Linked DNA regions of Homo sapiens: regions 1 and 2 are each linked to region 3. Evidence: chromatin contacts called from ENCODE Hi-C or POLR2A ChIA-PET data. All regions are on one chromosome and are shown on one strand. Each heading gives the region's core, a stretch centred on a gene start or an enhancer-like site at or near the end of the contact. The rest is flanking DNA. Distances are from core to core; before and after follow the strand shown.

The links. A loop is a pair of places that touch in the nucleus more often than their neighbours do. ChIA-PET counts read pairs that join two places held with the same protein, here RNA polymerase II (POLR2A). Pooled maps may share reads with other maps.
Region 1: a map of Caco-2 shows a loop between it and region 3 (3-fold over the local background). The contact joins two enhancer-like sites. A Hi-C loop is called at or near these places in 5 of 168 maps with a recorded cell type or tissue (Caco-2, PC-3, astrocyte of the cerebellum and 2 more) and 3 of 50 pooled maps. POLR2A ChIA-PET finds 5 or more read pairs at or near these places in 2 of 52 experiments (Panc1 and activated naive CD4-positive, alpha-beta T cell).
Region 2: a map of ascending aorta shows a loop between it and region 3 (2.3-fold over the local background). The contact joins the promoter of CHMP3-AS1 here to the enhancer-like site in region 3. A Hi-C loop is called at or near these places in 3 of 168 maps with a recorded cell type or tissue (ascending aorta, heart left ventricle and naive thymus-derived CD4-positive, alpha-beta T cell) and 10 of 50 pooled maps. POLR2A ChIA-PET finds 5 or more read pairs at or near these places in 7 of 52 experiments (CD4-positive, alpha-beta memory T cell, GM12878, MCF 10A and 4 more).

What each region holds. Positions count from the first base shown.
Region 1 is chr2:86,392,197-86,396,948 of GRCh38, forward strand. No RefSeq gene overlaps it. Among named protein-coding and RNA genes, the nearest start is that of KDM3A, 47 kb to the right of the region's middle. Within about 2 kb of position 1,489, at least 6 of the 41 ENCODE cell types and tissues checked have a DNase peak (open chromatin) inside an H3K27ac peak, as active enhancers do.
Region 2 is chr2:86,560,694-86,565,022 of GRCh38, forward strand. It overlaps CHMP3-AS1 (CHMP3 and RNF103 antisense RNA 1), which reads left to right and starts at 1,377. Exons shown (of 6, transcript NR_183901.1): 1 at 1,377-1,554; 2 at 2,153-2,227; 3 at 2,575-2,706; 4 at 2,995-3,089; 5 at 3,284-3,447. All of the region lies in intron 3 of RNF103-CHMP3 (RNF103-CHMP3 readthrough), which reads right to left. It overlaps CHMP3 (charged multivesicular body protein 3), which reads right to left and starts at 2,750. Exons shown (of 6, transcript NM_016079.4): 1 at 2,611-2,750. The coding sequence starts at 2,655. RefSeq lists enhancers at 2,176-2,345, 2,356-2,455, 2,613-2,907, 3,066-3,125.
Region 3 is chr2:86,477,639-86,482,357 of GRCh38, forward strand. KDM3A (lysine demethylase 3A) reads left to right here. Exons shown (of 26, transcript NM_018433.6): 13 at 239-391; 14 at 532-627; 15 at 970-1,097; 16 at 2,529-2,724; 17 at 4,292-4,464. Among named protein-coding and RNA genes, the nearest start is that of KDM3A, 39 kb to the left of the region's middle. RefSeq lists an enhancer at 4,168-4,719. Within about 2 kb of position 2,618, at least 6 of the 41 ENCODE cell types and tissues checked have a DNase peak (open chromatin) inside an H3K27ac peak, as active enhancers do.

The DNA.
Region 1 (4,752 bases), core at 239-2,738, 87 kb before region 3:
CAAAGATCAGATGGTTGTAGATGTGTGGCATGATTTCTGAGGCCTCTGTCTTGTTCCGTTGGTCTATATATCTGTTTCAGTATCAGTACCATGCTGTTTTGCTTACTGTAGCCTTGTAGTATAGTTTGAAGTCAGGCAGCATGATGCCTCCAGCTTTGTTCTTTTTGCTTAGGATTGTCTTGGCTATATGGGCTCTTTTTTGGTTCCATATGAAATTTGGAACTCCTGACCTCAGGTGATCCACCCACCTTGGCCTCTCAAAGTGCTGGGATTACAGGCATGAGCCACCACACCCAGCCAATGATGAATTTTTTAAGAGAAAATAGCATTAGGAAGAATTAAAAGGAAGGCAAAGCCTCTGAAAGATCCAGAGGAAAATTTTAGGAAAGAGTTTGACCATAACCATGTTTTGGCCACTGGTGTATGGCATATACTGCATGCTATGGGGCAGCACCCTAGCCTCCCAGCTGTCACTGTAACTGAGCCCTCCACAGGCCATTCCACTGTTTAATCAAGCCAGCTGATTTGGGGTGATGTGTAGCACATGGCAAAAACAGTGAATTCTATAGATACAAGTAATGAGCTCACGTCTATAGAATGCCCTTCACCATAAAATGATCTCCTTAATAAAGGCAATTTTGTGTGAGTTGCAGATGTTGAGTAAGGCATTATTTAAGCCCACAAATGGTGCTGGCAGAAGGACTTCTATGGTGGGCATAGAAGACAAACTCGTATCTTGAATAAGTATCTATTCCCATAAAGACAAATTGCTGTCTCCTCCGCAATGGAAAATGTCCAGTATAATCAACCTAAGACATTGGGGCTGGCTGGCAGCCCAAGGATAGGTGTCATAATGAGGCCCCAGTGTTATCTCTGCTGTTAGAACATTGGGCACCCAGCAGTGACGTTAGCTAGATTAATCTTGGCGAGAGGAATCCAGCTTGGTGAGCTCATGTAAAATCTACCCCTGCCACCGTGGACATTTTGTTTATGGGCCCATTGAGTAAGCATCAAAATGTTTAGGGAAAGGAAATCACTTTCAGCCACACATGGGTTGTTTTGTGCACTCCACTAGACCACAGAGAGCTGCCTCTTCAGTAGATGCCCTTTGGTGAGCATTCATAGTGGTTACAAATATGTACATTTTTAGTGCCTGTTTTGAAGAGTTAATTCACATACTTCCTGAAGACTTCCTTGTCACTAGTCTTCCAATCTTGCTCCTCAGAAGTCAGTGACCACTCTTCTAATCCATTAATCCTTGATCATAAATTGGTATAGTTGCATACTCCAGGGCATCTCGCCTTCTACAGTAAGTGGACAACAGATGTACTGCTTAAAATTCTGCCTATTAAGAGGATTTCCTTTCACCCTTGCCTTTCAGACTCACTCTTCAGGGGAGCTGTAAAACAGCAGCTGTTCACTTGCAGCCCTATCATGCAGACCCACTGCAAACCAAGCCTGTGCTTTTTCTTCTTCTGTCAGCTAGTCCTAGGCAACTCCCCTTGAGGCCACTGGTGTGGGCTGAGAGAGGTGGTAAAGTAGTAGAAGCAAAAAATGTGGGAGGGTGAGCCACCTGCTTATGCAATATTCTTGAGCCTTTTATACCTGCTTGGGCCTTATCTTGTAAACACCATTTCCATTTTATACTGAGTACTGCTGCACATTCCAATTTTATGACTCAGTGGATTAGATAATGCCCAGTTCACAATGGACAGTTTGAGTTGCCTAGCTTGCCATAGTCAGGATTCAGACTCTATCAGGGACTAAATTCAGCCTTGTTCTGGGAATTGGTGCCTAGGTCTTGTGGTTTCATGGGGTTTTCTGGACTCTCTAAAGTTGGCACAGGGCTTCCTGTATGCAAAAGAAATCCCTACACTAAAGACTTCCCTGACATGATTGTGTTGCTGCATAAACTGTGATAATAATGACTAACCTGACTTTCACTTTTATTTAGTTAAGCTTCATAACAATTTGGTGAAGTAGGTTTTATGTTCTCCATTTAATCAGAAGAGAAAAACCTTGATACAGCTCTAGAGGTTAAATGCCTTGTCTGAGGCTACATGGCTCACAAGTGGTGACAGCTGGAGTCAGACTGCCAACTGCAATACTGTCCCCTTGGCCACCCGAAGTAGCTTCCCAAAGGCATATTTATATCAGCCACCTGCAGAGTCCTTTCAGTGCACAGAGACAAATTAGATTCATCTAGCCTGGGCCAAGGTATAGGGCATAGAGTAGGGTAGGTAAAGGCAAGGATATCAGTGGGTCTTGGTACAGGATGATTTTGTTGAATTCCTAAGGACCACATTCTCAATGGTGATGCCCACATTATAATATATACTGAAGCAATTATTGATAAAATGATATAATTTCTAAAATTTGCTTTAAATTAGCCAGGAAGAGAGAAACCAGTGATGAAATAAGATTGGCCATGTGTTGATAACAGTTGAAGCCTAGTGATGAAAATATAGTTCATTATACTGTTTTTCCACATACTAAAAAGTAAAAAATATATTCTATTCACCATGGCAGACCACATTATGGGCCATGCACCTATCTTAGCAAGTTTAAAACAACAGAAACTACACAATATCTGCTCTCAGACTACAATAGAATTAAATCAGAAATTGATAAAAGAAAGATAGCTAGGGCCGGGCACGGTGGCTCACGCCTGTAATCCCAGGACTTTGGGAGGCTGAGGCGGGTGGATCACGAGGTCAGGAGTTCGAGACCAACCTGGTCAACATGGTGAAACCCCATCTCTACTAAAAACACAAAAATTAGCCAGGCATGGTGGCACGCACCTGTAATCCCAGCTACTCGGGAGGCTGAGGCAGGAGAATTGCTTGAATCCAGGAGGTGGAGGTTGCAGTGAGCTGAGATCATGCCACTGCACTCCAGCCTGGGTGACAGAGCAAGACTATGTTAAAAAAAAATCATTATTTTGTTGTAAATCCAATATTGTTTTAAATTATTTAAATGTCACTTTAAATGTTGTTATAAATCCAGTTCTCTTCACTCCGCATCAAACAAGGCAAGGTGTGATCACACAGACTATTTGGGGGTGGGTGGCTGTGGGTCGTCATCTCCACAGTGCTTGGTTTCTCTTCTCAAATCTACAGCTTGGAGTAGGTTGATTTCCCTGCCTGTTTCCCAGGGAAGCGTTGCACTACCCATATGGCAGCTTTCTCATACTCCCTGTCTGCATTCCTCTGTTTCCCTAAATGAATGGAATATCTTGGATGAACTACTGCAAGGTCCTTTGGGTCTCTCCCACACAGTTTTGGCTCACTGCAACCTCTGCCTCCTGAGTTCAAGCGATTCTCCTGCCTCAGCCTCCTGAGTAGCTGGGATTACAGGTGCCTGCCACCACACCTGGCTAATTTTTGTATTTTTAGAAGAGACTAGGTTTCACCACGTTGGCCGTGCTGGTCTCGAGCTCCTGATCTCAGGGGATCTGCCCGCCTCGGCCTCCCAAAGTGCTGGGATTACAGGCATGAGCCACCACACCTGGCCCGATAATTCTTTACTCCTAGAACTAACTTCCCAAGATGTACTATACACACACTCACTTCCCCCAACCCCCACTCAACATACACATACACAAGACTCACTTACTGCCCCATTCCCTGGAATTGGTAGCCTCTATCTCCAGAAATATGGGATGTGAGAATGGAGGGTATAAAAGAGAAGGGAAGTGTACAAAAAATGCACAAAGTGCATAAATAAATATCCAAGGGATTTAGAGGGTGGATTAAATGCCAGCTTTTGTTCTTCCTATGTTTTGTGTGTCTGAGCCCAAGGACAAAACCTAGATGGAAGAATCAAGCTTGCTTACTTACATCCAGCACTCAGAAGGCAAAGCTGGGGTTCGTACCAGGAGCTGTAGCTTGGGTGCTTTCCTCAAAATGGTTATATCTGCCTCATAATCAGATCCCAATTTATCTGTCTATTGATTGCCTGTTGGTCGTAGTTTTCAGTGCTGCTGCAAGATCTGGTTATTTTCTTCATCTTCGTGGACAAAACACTGGAGGCAGTATTTTGAGGACTGCTACTCCTTCCCATGCTATTCAATAAATCTCCCCCAGTTCAGTCAGAAACACTGAGAAGTTACCCTGTGCCAAGCCCTGGATCAGGTGGCACAGGCTCCATGATCATTGTGTATGGGTGAGCTCATAGTCTAGAGCCAGTGCCAGCCGTGGGACTCGGTTAATGCCTCAGCAAACCTCCTGGCTCTCTGCCCCCCACCCCCTTCGCCCTTCGCTGACTTTCCCTTCATGACCCTGGTCTTTCCGTTGTGCCCGTTTCTATTTGCATAGACAAATACTTTAGCTATGCACCTATCTTGATTCTAGAAACTTAGGCTGTGTTTCAAGAAATGGATTGTTGTGGTCTCCATTTTGCCTCTGGAGCAGTGCATAGTCCACAGGGAGGCAGCATAGTCCACAAGCCAGGGTCCATGCTGAATTCCAGATAGAGATAGCAGCTGTGTGGCCTTGAGCTTCATGTCTCCAGCTCCCTCATCTGTCAAATGGGGATAATAATGTGCACCTGATAGAATTTTGTGGTAAGAAAATGAGAGGAAATATATTACAACACAAAGCACAGTCCCTGAAACAAAATGAAAGCTGTATAATACTCTTTTTCTTCCCCATCTTATACATAATGTGAAAACATTCCCTAAAAAACTTGGTTTTGGTCGGGCGTGGTGGCTCATGCCTGTAATCCCAGCACTTTGGGAGGCCAAGGCGGGTG
Region 2 (4,329 bases), core at 127-2,626, 82 kb after region 3:
TAAAGTATAATTTAAAAAAAAAAAAAAGAAAAGAGGTTTAACTGGCTCACAGTTCTGCAGACTGTACGGGAAGCACAGCAGCTTCTGCTTTTGGGGAGGCCTCAGGAAGCTTCCAATCATGGGGGAAGGCAAAGAAATAGGCATCTTACATGGCAGGAGCAAGAGAGAATGAGGGAGAAGGTGCTACACACTTTTAAACAACCAGATCTCATGAGAACTCACTATCTCAAGGACAGTACCAAAGGTGATAGTGCTAAACCACTCATGGGAAATCTGCTCCCATGATCCAATCACCTCATACTAGGTCCCACCTCCAACACTGGGGATGACAATTTGACATGAGATTTGGCGGGGACACAGATCCAAACCATATCAGGTGCCCTATCCAAACCAGCTCTTAAAATGTTTATCTTACTTGCTAGAAGTTAAGTTCTTTGGCTTCTTATTTCACCTTTATAATCCCTCTTTGGGAGGTAGTATAAATGGCATGATAATTCTAAGTATAGGCCTTAGAATACATAACCTCTGGTGCTGTAATTCACAAACTGTATGACCTTGGGCAAATTACCTAAATACTGTATGCCTCAGTTGCCACCTGTAAAGTGGAGACAATAACAGTTCCTACCTCATAACATTGCAGAGTGCTTAACACAATGCCTGGTTCAATATGTTAGCTAAAGGTGGTGGTAGTTAGGGCTAATCTTAATTCACTCTACAATCTTGCTACTCAAGTGTAGACCAGCAGCATCAACATCACCTGGGAGCTTATTAGAAATCTCAGACCCTATCCAAGACCTACTGAATCAGATTTTGAATTCTGACAAGATCCCTAATGATTAGTGTGCACACTAATGCTTGAGAAGCACTGCTCTACAATACCCAGACTTGTCCATAATGGGGGGAAAAACAACTAAAATTTTTTATTCAATAAATGATCTTACCTGTTCGGCTCTGGCAAGCATAGTTTTAAAAACCAATCTCATGCATCAACCCTGCCATTTTCCAGTGTCAATCAGCTTTCTCAGGTAGATTACCCTACTGAAGAGTGTACCAATATCGTGTTCTTAGCAATTTATCATTTAAAAACAATCTAAGTGTACAATATACTAGAGTAGTATAGTAGTACATATACTAGAGACTAGTTTAAACAATAAAGCAACCATTTCCCCAGCATCTTTTTTGCTTCTCCATAATCTTATCTCAATTTACGAATGGCAATGCCAAGGCCAAACACTGAAGACAACAAATAATCTCTCCCTACCACACTTCTACAATAACAAGAATCTTAGAATATACAGATGTCACAAAATGTGCATCTATATAATGTTCTATAGTTTCCAAAGTGATGTTATACCGTTATTTCATTTAAGCGCCACAATTTTTATTTTACCAAGGAGCAAAACTGAGTAAGTTTCCTGACGAAAATAATGAGTGTCTACTGTTCTAGGGCCTTTAACAACAACAACAACAAATTTACATTAACGCACATTATGTGCCAGGAATTGCAAGATGCATAAGATTAGTTTTTAAAATGTGCCTGCTAGAGCTGAACAGGTAAGATCATTTATTAAAGGATTTCAGGATTTTTTTTTTCCATTATGGACAAGCCTAGGTGTTGCAGAGCAGTGCTTCTCAAAGCACTGATGTGCACACTAATCATTAGGGAGCTTGTCAGAATTCAAAATCTGACTCAGTGGGTCTGGAGTGGTGTCCGAGATTTAACAAGCTCCCAGGTGATGTTGATGCTGCTGGTTGGCATTTGAGTAGCAAAGCTGTGCCGTATTTAAAGAATTAGCCCTAACTACCAATATGAAAACTTTACATCCCTGAATCTTCAATTACTCTGAGGTGACACTACTATTATTCTGGCTTCACAGTCGAGAAGGCACTGAGAAGTGAACTTTCCAGAGATCACAGAGCTGAGATGTGGGAAGGCAGGATTCAAACTTAGGTTGACTGACTGCAGGGCATTTTCAACTGTTTGCCTCCCAATATTATCTCAATTAATAGGTAACGAGAGTTCGAAGCCGGGTCCAGAGCTATCTTCTGTAACATTCTTCTGGGTCGAGTCCCTGCCCCGCTACGGTATGTGCCTAGGGTCAACACAAGGGCTGGGGAAAGAGGAAACTGAGCCTCTTTTTCAACACAACAGGGAGGACGGAGAACAGACGGCTCCTCCGGCAGACGCGACCCGGCCCGCTCCAAACAACGCTTCGGGCAGGAGAAGGTTCTCCGGGTGGTCCGCAGCCGGGCTGGAGGGGTGGGGCCTACGCTGGGAAAAGGTTCCGGGCGGGTCGTACCAACGCGCGCAGGGGGAAGAGGTTTCCGAGGCCAGGACGGTGTCGCTGCCTACGCGCTCAGTGGCGAGGTGGAGAAACTCTTCATCCACCCTCGGCTACCTGTTCGAGAGCCATGGCACCAGGAGCTCTCGCGTCCCACAGCCGACTCCTAAAGACTCTTCCTCCGGCCCCCCTGTCGAGTGGGAGTCCCCGGAAATGGGGGCCGGGCGGTATCGGGCAGGCGGTGGGGAGAAGAGTGTCCTGTCATTTACCAACTTCACTACGCCCCACACAGATCCACCCGCTTATCTGCCGCCGCCGTAGCCCTTACCAGTTCTTTGGGCGGCTTCTCCTGGGTCTTTCCAAACAGCCCCATGACGAACTGAACCCGTCTTGCCCCTTCCGGCTTTCAGTTCCCCGCGCCCAGGCAGGTCACGGGCAGCCGCCTGGGCGGGGCCCGCGGAAAAGGAGGTAGTCCCAACCCCCAGAGTAGGGAGCGGCGGCACTAGGGGATGTTGCGCATGCGCCATACGCCTGCGCAGAATCGAGTGAGTGGGAGACTAGTCAAAAAGGCTGACGTCATCGCACATGTTCTGGTCATGTCTGTGTGGGGGAGACCACGGATTCGGTGCTTTTCGTAAGGTGTAGAAATGATTGCTCTGAAAGATACGAATTTGTTGGCTACAACTGCTTCTAATACTTCACCTAAACCTAGATGTTGCACCAGAAGTCTGGATCTCCACGCAGACGTGTACACTTAGCATCACTTTCCCGACAGCTTCATCTTTGTGTCCAGTAGGCAACTCACAGGTGACAAACCAAAAATAACCTCTTTTTCCTCCCGCCAACCCACTCCTCCCCTCTGCTTGCACCACCATCACCTGGTCACTAAACCCTAGGCATCGTCCTCTCTCCCCTCTTACCAAGTCCCAACCATTCTAACTTCAATATGTCTGAACTTCAACCCTCCCCTTTCCATCCCAACTGCGGTCGTTTTTTTTCAGGCCATCGCCCTTTCCAGCGTGGGCGATTCCTGCCTAGCATTTGTCCATGTGTGTCCCGTCCTACACGCCACACTGACCGTGAGCTTAATCACACTCTCAAAGGAATCTGACTAAAGAGAACTAGACACATTTTAGCACGGACAGTTCCTGATTAGGCCTATACGGTGAGCTGATGGTTACTGTCATTAACTCATCCGAGGATGGTGAAGGGGACCATTTGTTACCTCAGCCCCATACTCCTGTCTCTGGTGGAATCATAAAATGGTTCGGCAGCTTTGAAAACATTTTGACAATTTCTTAAAATGCTAAACAAAGCCAGCCTTCCATTCCTAGCTATTTACCCAAGAGGGAAAAAAGCATATGTTCTTACAAAGACTTGTACACAAATGTTCATAGCAGCTCTATTTGTAATAGCCATAAACTGGAAACAATCCAAATGTCTATCAACAAGTGAATGGATAAACCAGTCGTGATTGATCCATACGAAGGAATAGTACTGAGCAATAAAAAAGTAAACTATTGATAAATGCAACAGCATGGATGAATCTCAAAATAATTCTGCCAAGTGAAAGAAGCCAGAACCGTATGATTCCATTTACATAACATTCTGGAAAATGCAAACTAATACATAGTGACAGAGAGTACATGGGCGGTTGCTAGCGGATAGGAGTGGGGTCAGAAAGAGGCAGAAAAGAGGGATTACAAAGAGACACGAAGTTTAGGGGGATGATGGATAATATCTTGATTGTGATGATGGTTTCACAGATGTATACAATATCAAAACTTACCAGGTTGGACACTAAGTATGTGCGATTTATTTTATGTCCAATCATACTTCAATAAAGTTGTTTTTAAAAAAGCACTGCCTGTTCATTGTGAAAAGTTAAACCCTCATTCTCACTTCCTCAGGGGAAAAGGTCTCAAAGGATTCACACCAACTATTAAATATAGTGTGAATCTTCTGAAACCTTTTCCTTTGGAAAATATACTTTTATTTTTATTTATGTATTTGTTTTTGAGACCGGGTATCACTTTGTCACCCAGGC
Region 3 (4,719 bases), core at 1,368-3,867:
GTGCCTGAATACATAAAGTGAGAAGAGGCATGAATCTGAAGTACAAATTCAAGTTACTAGGAGTGCTGAGGGGATCCAGGAACACTTCATGGGGTGGAGGACAGCATTTGCAATGAAGCCTGAACAAAGTTAATTTGAAGTCTAGTCACAGGGAGGAATGACAATAACCCCTACCTTTCGTTTTTGGTTTCAGAAGCCCTCTCCTTCCAAAGACTAAGTGATTTACTGATTTTTGCAGGACAGGTTGCTTGGAAGCGAGCTGTCAAAGGTGTTCGAGAAATGTGTGATGTGTGCGACACCACCATCTTCAACCTGCACTGGGTGTGTCCTCGGTGTGGGTTTGGAGTATGTGTGGACTGCTACCGGATGAAGAGAAAGAATTGCCAACAGGGTGAGAACCGATTTGATTCTCCTCCAGCCCCTCTACACAGTTAAATCAAGTGTTTTTGTTGATTTGTGTTTGGCGGGTTTCTTGAAGCATGTGGAGACAGAGTCTGTAAAGAACAGTTACTACAAATCAGTTATTTGCAGGTGCTGCTTACAAGACTTTCTCTTGGCTAAAATGTGTGAAGAGTCAGATACATGAACCAGAGAACTTAATGCCCACACAGATCATTCCTGGAAAAGGTATTTCATGTGCTGCAGTGATTTTCTTTCCCCTTGTCTTGGTTAACTCATGGGAGCTGGTAGTTTTGTTTTCCTTTATTACTCGTTAAGTTTATTTTAGTGTGTATTGTAAGTTGTCCAGAAATATATTAGATAATTCCTCCAACACTTTTCGAGTCAAGTTTTGTGGGATAGTTTTGTAGTAGAAAAGAAAATGCATTTTGGGGAAGGCCTCTGGAGCAGGATGAAAAGGAGGGAGTGGGAAAAGTAATCCTGTGGGGAATGCCAGCTTCTGCTCTGTAATGTTGAGGTTGAAAGTTCCTAATATCCTTGTTCAGATGTTTGCCTCTGCCCTTTCTTTAGCACTCTATGATGTTGGAGACATTGTTCATTCTGTAAGAGCGAAATGGGGAATAAAGGCAAACTGCCCTTGTTCAAACAGGCAATTCAAACTCTTTTCAAAGCCAGCCTCAAAGGAAGACCTAAAACAGGTATTTACTGCTTATGTTAAATTCAACATCTCTTGTAATTGTCATTTGTCTGTTTTTCAAATAACCCAAGGATTTCTATCAGTGCATTTGAAAGGAACCTGGGGATAGCTATCAAGTGGAAAGAGAGAGAGAAAGAATTCATACAGTTCATGTGACAGTTCAGAGACCCGTTCTGACTTTTCACATTACTTTCGTAGACTCTACTGTGGCCTCTTGTAGTAGGTTTTACATTTTTGTTTCTTGAAGAAGCACAAAGTTCTAAAGTAGTCTACCTAATAAGTAGCTGTCGAATTTGTAAAGGGTTTAAAAAAATTTTTTGTGTATTTTGCAGAATTAAAATTATTAAGATAAGCTTTAACATTTTTAAAATTACTAAATATATTTTGCCTGTGTTTATGCAGAGTTGAAGGAAATGATGAAATGAACCTTTAGTTGCCCATCACACAATGTAAAAAATGTTAATTTTCTCAGTCCTCATATGTCTCTCCTTGGTGGCATCCCTCTCCTCCCCACCATCACATGTACGTCTTGCTGTCCCTTCTCCCCCTCGTTCCAGTAATCAGTATGCCGCATTGTGTTTAATAATCAGAAATTTACATTTCTATAAAGCTGTGGTGTCATAAGGCAGGATGGGAGAGCAGAAGACTTGTAATATTTGGAGTCAGAACTGAATTTGAGTTCTTTTCCTTCCACGTGCTAGTTGTGTTACTTTGGCTGAAGTGAGCTGGTTTCTATGTGCTTCAGCTTCCTCATCAGTAATATAGAAATAAGAAGCAATATTGATGATTGGGCATCACAGAATTACATCACATGTAAAGAGAGGGCCTGGACCACAACAGGGGTTTGAATATTTTTTTTCCTCCTTCTTATGTATGTATAAACTCACTCTTGCCAGTTTTTAAAATTATTTTCTTCTACAGCAGTCATCTTAGATTTAATTTATGGGTTCTTTTAAGAGCTCATCACATTTTTAAAGCTAAGTCAAAATAGCATTTTCTCTTTCTCTGCATCCCATTTCCTTCTGAAATCACCGCTTTACCTTTCCTGCCTGCGTCATTTATTCGTTTTTAACCATGTTTTCTGTGCCTATCCTGAATTCTGGGATGAGTTCATAGGGGAGACAGGCACAAACTGGTCATTTTAAACCAGCATGGTACATAGAGTAATAGGGATATGTACCAGCAGGGGCTGGTGAAAGGGTGCGGGGGGTAATACCTTGCTGTGTTTAAGTTGCTGACATCTCTCCTACCTTTTAGTTATTCTCTACTAGTGCGGGATTACTGCAGCTGTGGGGATACCCAGGGCTAACTATTAGGTGGTTTTGTTCTGGATATTTATCTTACTTGTTGGTCGGCTATTAGGAGAGAAGAAAAGAAAAGGAAGCTGTCATTCTTCAGCTTATGTAAAATCGTCCTTTAATGCTTAACACAGACTTCTTTAGCTGGAGAAAAACCGACTCTTGGTGCAGTGCTCCAGCAGAATCCCTCAGTGTTGGAGCCAGCAGCTGTGGGTGGGGAAGCAGCCTCCAAGCCAGCCGGCAGCATGAAGCCTGCCTGTCCAGCCAGCACATCTCCTCTAAACTGGCTGGCCGACCTAACCAGCGGGAATGTCAACAAGGAAAACAAGGGTGAGTGTTTCCTGCTTTTGTGTTTGTTCTTGAGTATTTTAGTCCATTCGTGGAAGGACTTGAGAGAACAGTGGTTAGAAGTCGTGTGGAATGGAAAGTGCTTCTCTGGAGTCATCCTGGAACCTGCCACAAATGAAAGTGTTTTTGAAATGCAGCACCAAAGAGGAGAAATTTTGCTGCATTAAAATTTAGGGACTTCCACCTTCTGGCTGTGTTACAGAAGAGAAGAATTGCAGGCCACTTCTTTCATGCAAAGATCTGGAGCAAAATTTTAATGAATCAAATTTGACACTGTAAATGAAGGAATATTTGAATGTTAGACTACATCTGAATTTCTGGAAAAACCTTTATATAGCTTTAAAAATGTGATAAGGAGCTCTTAAAAGAACTCATAAATTAAGTCTAAGATGACTGTTGTAGAAAAAAATAATTTGAAAAGCTGGCAAGAGCACAGCTGGTGAGTTTATACATACCTTAGAAAGAGGAAAAGGAATATTCAAACTCCTGTTGTGGTCCAGGCCCTCTCTTTACATGTGATGTAATTCTGTGATGCCCAATCATCAATACTGCTCATTATTTCTGTATTACTGATGAGGAAGCTGAAGCATATAGAAACCAGCTCATTTGAGCCGAAGTAAGACAATTAGCAAGTGGCCGGAAAAGAATTCAAGTTTTTCAAGGTTTTTCCAGAAATGAAGATACAGTCTGACATTCAAAAATGTAGAAGAATCATGGGACAAGATGCAGGAAAACATTAAGTAAAATTCAGTACCTGTTAATGATTTACAAAAAACTTCTTAAATTAAGAACATTCTTAATCAAGAGTTTAAACCAAAAAACAAGACTGGAGACATCATAAATAGTCGTTGAATTTTTTTAAAAATTTGTTTTGAGTTTTTTTGAGACGGAATCTTGCTCTGTCCAGCCAGGCTGGAGTGCAGTGGCATGATCTTGGCTCACTGCAACACTGCACTCTGCCTCCCAGGTTCAAGCCATTGTCCTGCCTCAGCCTCCTAAATAGCTAGGATTATAGACGCCTGCCACCACGCCCTGCTAACATTTGTATTTTTAGTAGAAGTGGGGTTTTGCCATGTTGGCCAAGCTGGTCTTTGAGGTTTTTGTTTGTTTGGTTTTGTTTTTTTTTTTTTAAACAGTTTCTGTGTTCAAGAACAAGACAAAGGATATCTGTTTTCACTCTTTATTAAGCATTGTACTGGAAGTCCTGGTCAGTGCATTCAGGGAAAAAAAATGTGTAAAGAGAATGCTGCCAATATTTGTAGACAGTACATGCAAAAAATCCAAAAGAATCTACATTTACTAAACATTTGTCAGGGTTGCTAGATACAAAGGTCAATTTACAAAATTCCATTGTACTGGATAGTTATTGTTTTTAACATCAGTGAGGAATCGTCTAAGTAAATCATATCATTCATACTTACTCCCTAAAGTATTTTTTTTGTTTCAGTAAATAGAAAGCAAGTTCTAAAGTAATTCTGCTAGTAGAATACTAATAAGGGATTTGCCTTTCAGAATGTTTTTTCATCTGGATGTTTTGGTTTTATTTTAGAAAAACAACCAACAATGCCAATTTTAAAGAATGAAATCAAATGCCTTCCACCCCTCCCACCTTTAAGCAAATCCAGCACAGTCCTCCATACGTTTAACAGCACAATTTTGACACCCGTAAGCAACAACAATTCTGGTTTCCTCCGGAATCTCTTGAATTCTTCTACAGGAAAGGTATGTGTTTGTTTGTTGGTATTCCATGTTTTAAAGTTGAAGACAGAACAGGAAGAGAGTAGAGAAGTTGGAACTGAAAGTAGAAAGGAGACTGAATCACATACTTACCTTTGTGGGTTCAGAAGGCTGAGTCACTGGAGGATGGGTTTTATGGGACTATAGTTCTGAGCTGGGCCACTTTCTCCTGTTACCTCACTTCTATGAGTTGTCAAGTGGGGACAGGGGACGTACCTTTTTGCCTGGGGGTCCTGGCTT